Regions from separate parts of the Homo sapiens genome. Here region 2 is linked to region 1. Evidence: chromatin contacts called from ENCODE Hi-C or POLR2A ChIA-PET data. All regions are on one chromosome and are shown on one strand. The core of a region is the stretch at or near the end of the contact, and the rest is flanking DNA. Distances in the headings are between cores, read along the strand shown. Region 1 overlaps PRKCE (protein kinase C epsilon). Region 2 overlaps PRKCE (protein kinase C epsilon).

What was found. A loop is a pair of places that touch in the nucleus more often than their neighbours do. ChIA-PET counts read pairs that join two places held with the same protein, here RNA polymerase II (POLR2A). Pooled maps may share reads with other maps.
Region 2: a pooled map shows a loop between it and region 1 (4-fold over the local background). The contact joins two enhancer-like sites. A Hi-C loop is called at or near these places in 3 of 50 pooled maps. POLR2A ChIA-PET finds 5 or more read pairs at or near these places in 4 of 52 experiments (AG04449, OCI-LY7, SK-N-SH and 1 more).

The regions. Positions count from the first base shown.
Region 1 is chr2:46,033,389-46,035,976 of GRCh38, reverse strand. All of the region lies in intron 10 of PRKCE (protein kinase C epsilon), which reads right to left. Among named protein-coding and RNA genes, the nearest start is that of EPAS1, 260 kb to the left of the region's middle. Within about 2 kb of position 1,282, at least 7 of the 41 ENCODE cell types and tissues checked have a DNase peak (open chromatin) inside an H3K27ac peak, as active enhancers do.
Region 2 is chr2:46,089,857-46,092,444 of GRCh38, reverse strand. All of the region lies in intron 11 of PRKCE (protein kinase C epsilon), which reads right to left. Among named protein-coding and RNA genes, the nearest start is that of EPAS1, 210 kb to the left of the region's middle. Within about 2 kb of position 1,295, at least 2 of the 41 ENCODE cell types and tissues checked have a DNase peak (open chromatin) inside an H3K27ac peak, as active enhancers do.

The DNA of each region.
Region 1 (2,588 bases), core at 33-2,532:
CCTGCTTTGCAGTCTCATTTGTTATCACCACCTGACATCAGGGATTTTTTAATCCGTTATTGCCTTTCTGCCACTACTTGAAGCTCTATGAGGACAGGTTTCCAGCTCTTTTGTTCTCTGCTGGATCTCAAGGACTTAGGACTGTGCCTTGCATGTAGCAGGTATAAGATAAACAGATGTTAAATTAATGCATATCTGTTATAACTTGTTTGCCTCCATGGTGTTAGGCTATGTTTATGTATATACACTTACTATATATAACGTGCCATATACACCATATATAGTAATTTATATTTACCTTACCATCTACTATATACACACGCACATATATGGCATATGCCAAATACATGACAAATGTTCAGCAGACATTTACGAACAACAATATTATTCCCTCCTTGAGCTGAGACCTCTAATGGTTTTTCATTTCACACACTCCTTCCCTAAGTCTGGGAGGGCACCCCCTGGACTAAAGAGGGGAGTTATGAGGTGGGGATGGAGCAGGCAGGGACTGGGAAGGACAAAGTGTCCTGTTTCAAGTTAGCATCTGCACAAAAGAGCCTGCCCTGGGGTATGGTCTAGTCAAGCAAAGCCCTGGCCTTTTGTGCTTCTTGCTCACACAGGAGACCTGGACCTTGTTTTCTCTATGAGAAAGGAGTTCAGATCCTTCAGGCTACAGAGAAGGCTCTGGCCTTTCAGGCCAGCTTCAAAAATTCTGATGTTTCTCTAGAGGTATCAAAGAAATCCTGAAGTGTGGTGTCATGAGCTATGGGCAGGCCTGTGGTGTATGGGGACACCTGGACGATGGAAGCTGGGAATGTGCTCTGCTTGAAAGCCCTGACATCAAGGGTCATTCTGATTTTGCTGAGCCAGAGCAAAGGAGACCCTGTCTGAAGGAAGAGGAAGGGTGAGACCTTCAGCTTCAGAGGTACAACCCATGTGGTCACAGGCTGCTTTCGAGAAGGGACTCTTTGGGTCTAATCCAGATTTGTAGCCCCTTCCCAGAACCAAGATGTACAGAGACCACACATAGTAGGGCTATCACTCTAAGGTGTAGGCAGTGCATGCCAACAAGCTAGCAGTCTCAGAATGGTTTGCAAAGGTGCAAACCTCAGAACATACCATCAGTAATGAATCTGGCTACTGTTTGGCCTCTGATACGTGCATGGCACTATGCCAGAAATAATATCTCTAATCTTCCCAACAAGCCTCCAAAGGAGGTCAGAGCAGTTGATTTGCCAAAGGACTCCCTGTGGTTGGGCAGCAGAGCCCAGACAGGATCCCCGCCCTGGGTTCTGTCCAGCATGCTAGGTTGCCTCTCCTAAGCCCATGGCCTCGGCGTGCTCCCAAGGCTACAGGAGGGGAAGCTGACAGAGACTGAGTTACTGTGGTGTCCTTAGATGTGGGAGGGAGGATCTTCGGAAGGAAGCAGCCAATTCTGGTGTTGCTTGAGGTTTGAAGGATTGGTGGCTAGAGATCTATATGCAATGTTTTCAAAATTAGGAGTTGGAATGGAAGATACTCCGACCAAGGAAGAATACAATACCAAATATGCAAACACGGGCACACAGCCCCCTCCTTACGAAAGTAGGGGGAAGAGCCCTAATCACCACTATCATTTATTAAATGCTTGCTATGGGCCTGGTGCTGTTGGGTAAGTGCTTTACCCAATTTATTTCATTTAATCCTCCCTACAACCCTATGGGGTAGGTGACAGCCCCTATCTAAGGATAACATGGAAGTGAGTGCTTGGAAAATCTGTAACTACTTTACAAGTAACATTGAGGTATAAGTACTCAGGTTTGGACTCTCACAGACCGCAGTCTTGGCTCTTGGGATGCCCCAAGACATCCTTTATTTCAGAGCCAAATTTCTAAAAGCCTAGAGTGTTGTCATCTCCAGCATGGCTTAAGGCTATGTCCTTACCCACTGTCAGTGGGCTGGGGCCATCTGCCTAGACTTGGTGCCTGTTTTAGGTACATTAGAAAGCCTACGGCTTTCTCTAAACTGAAACATAGGCTTTCAGACTGAAATCCCAAGCTCAAGGTTGTCCTCACACTGGTGACCCCTCAATTTGTTCCTCTCATCAGAAATGCTCTTTCCCCTCTGAGTCATCAGTGCAAATCCTACAGTCCTCCAGGCTCAGGTGAAATGCCACCTCCCATGCCCAGTTGCCCTGACTCTCCATTCTTCTAGGAACTCCTCCAGCAGCCCGGCATCTGATTCTATCGAATCCTGCACTGCTTACCTCATTTCATACGTACACTTTTGAGGATAAGGCTCATAGCTTACAGATCTTTTTCAAATCCAGTCAGATTTAGGACAGTGCCTTGGGCAGTCATTTGCTGATTGATTCTAAAGTCAACTCTCTCCAACAGTAGGTGTCTATGCCACTATCAGGCAGTATTTCTCAAAGCGTGGCCAATAACCACCTTGCATTTTAAAATGCAGATCCCCAAGCCCTATTGAATCTGTATCTCAAGGGGTGGGACCTACAATTTGCCAATTAACCGGCTCCCTGGGAGATCCAAAAACACTAATGTTTAAGAACCCTGCCATGAGGGACAATGCAATAGTCAACTGAGACAGCA
Region 2 (2,588 bases), core at 46-2,545, 56 kb before region 1:
GTCTCCCCTCTGCCCAATTCTGGCACCGGGCACACGACAGGCACTAAGGCAAGACTGACTCTCAGGGAATGATGATAAGGGCTCATTAGAGATCAAAAGGCTTGGAGAATCTAAGGAGGAAGAGTCTATAACTTACATCTTTCTCTGCTGGTGGATAAAGACCAAATTTTAATGCTCAAAATGACAAATGTTAATTATTCATGATATGTGACATAGATAAGACGCTCTGTCATTTCCCACTGGCTTTCATATCCTCTATCACAGTCTGACTTCCAGCAATCACTCTCAGCTACCTTTTGAAAGAGACAAGGCAGGTACTATCTAAACTTCACAAGTGGAGACCAGTCACAAAGAGGTTTTGTAAGTTGCTCACGAAGATTTCTCAGAAAGTTCTCTAGAAACTGTTAAACTGTTTACCCCTGGGTAGTTATGAGTTTGATGAAGAAAAACGGACTTTACGCCTTTCTTCACTGCTTAGATTTTTATTTTTCCTATGACTACTACTTTATCATTTCAAAAAAGAAAGAGTTCGATTTTATCAGAAGGGAAGAATGAAGAAAAAAGGACAAGAAATAATTCATTTCTCTAAAGTGATTTCAGGCATTCCTTTTGGAGACCGGGATGGATAAGAAATCTCTAATGTTCTTTCACTGTATCTTAGTAATGTAAATTCGAGGTATGTGACTGGCTAACATTTACTGAGTACTTACTCTGTGGCAGGTGGTATTTATTTAAAATTACTTAGACCTATTCACTCATGAAATCCCTACGACTTTGTGAGACAGGTATAACTATCATCCCTACTTTATTGATGAGGATGCAGGCAGAAAACATGGGGACACTTGGTCAGGGCTATGGAATCTACGTCTTTCTCCACCCTCTGCTGCACAGCGCTCCTGGCTTCTGGATTACAAAAGAATAAAAAGATACCTTCCTGGCTGCCAAGCCTTCAACTCCATTCCCAGGCCCCTCTACTCCCCTCACTGTCTGAGGCATCATCACAAAATTTCTCCTTCATGACATGGGGACAGAGGGAGTATTCTCTGAAAGTCAGCTGCTGCTGTTGAGCAGCTCGGAGACTAACATGCATAAGCACTGAGCAGCATGTTGAGGAGGAGGAATTTCCCTGAATCAACCTTGGACGGAAAGCCCACCCTTCAAAAACCTCCCACAGTGCCTACAAGTGTATGGGGAGGGCAGGTGGTTAAATGCCATAATTAGGAAAAGTGGAAACAGGTGATCTAATGCATTCTTCTACTACAGCACAAGGGACAGGAACCCCCACCCAGCCCTCCCCCTGCTTCCCCCACCCCGTGTCCAGCAGGGGACACAGAGACAGCACCCTCTGCTGTCTAGGGGGAAAAGAAACCAGAGGAAAAGGAGATTGTGTCTATCTGTTTGGGCTCTCTTTCAAGTGTGAGCCAGAGAAATGACTTCTCTTACTTCTTGGACATGAACCAATTAGCTGCTAATTAGTTTGTATATCAATTCCAACAGGAAGGCTGGAAAATTCTATCTCAACTTAAGCAATGACACTTGTCCTCCTAAATTTGGTCTTGCCTGTCTCCCACATAAATTCCCTGTATCACATAAAACATGGTCTCTGCCTGGATCAGAATGGCCAGAAGCAAACAGGCAGAAACACATATGTACAGCTTCTCCATCAACCTCATATAGACCTCCCCACAGAGCCTTTTGCAGCTTGATACAAAGGCAGCATGGGAACACAGACCACAGGGTCCTCATAAATCCATAAAATAAAAGATAAGAGGAAATGGGGTGTTTTCTAGGGTCACAGAAAAAAATATCTTGTATACTAGAAATGCTTCAAACAAAGACTGGAGAAATATATACCTGTGAGGTAGCAATCCACTGGATTAGAAGACTCTGGGGCAGGAGAGACTAGAAGAACAAATATTTATTGATCATCTACTGCCAGTAGGGTACTGTCTTAGATCAACTAGGTAAGCACTCTCAGGTGGAGTTCTCAATCACAGAAGAGGTATCATAAGTAAAAACCCAAGGGTGGCAGAGGGAACAAGCAAAATGCACAATAAAGAGACTGTCATGTTGCTCAGGGAGGCATGATCCCACTAGGGGAGGGAGTCAGGGGAGGCCGCTCACAGCTGGAGTGCTTGAAGAGGTCCTGAGGATGAAATTCTCTTGAGCTACGGTCCCCCAATCACCTAGAGAACACTTTTTTTAAAATACAAATTCCTGAACTCCATATATCAGGTCTATTGAATCAATAGCTCCAGGAGTATTACTCTGGAATCTGTGTTTATGATTATTATGGCAAAACATACATAAAAGTAGACAGAATAGTGAACTCCAAGTGCCCATCATCCATCTCCAGCAATCACCTACTCATGACCATTCTGTTTTCACCCATCCCCTTACCTATTTCCCCTCCCCAAGTATTATAGGATCTGTATTTTTTTAAACCAGAGACCCTGAGGCAGTCAGATCTTGGATGCAATCTGGGAACCACTGATGCAGACACAGATTAGGAGCAAGGGAATCCTAGGGACAATGGGGGCAAAGTCTCAGAGAAGTGAGAGGCAATGGTATTTGGGGGATAATGGCAA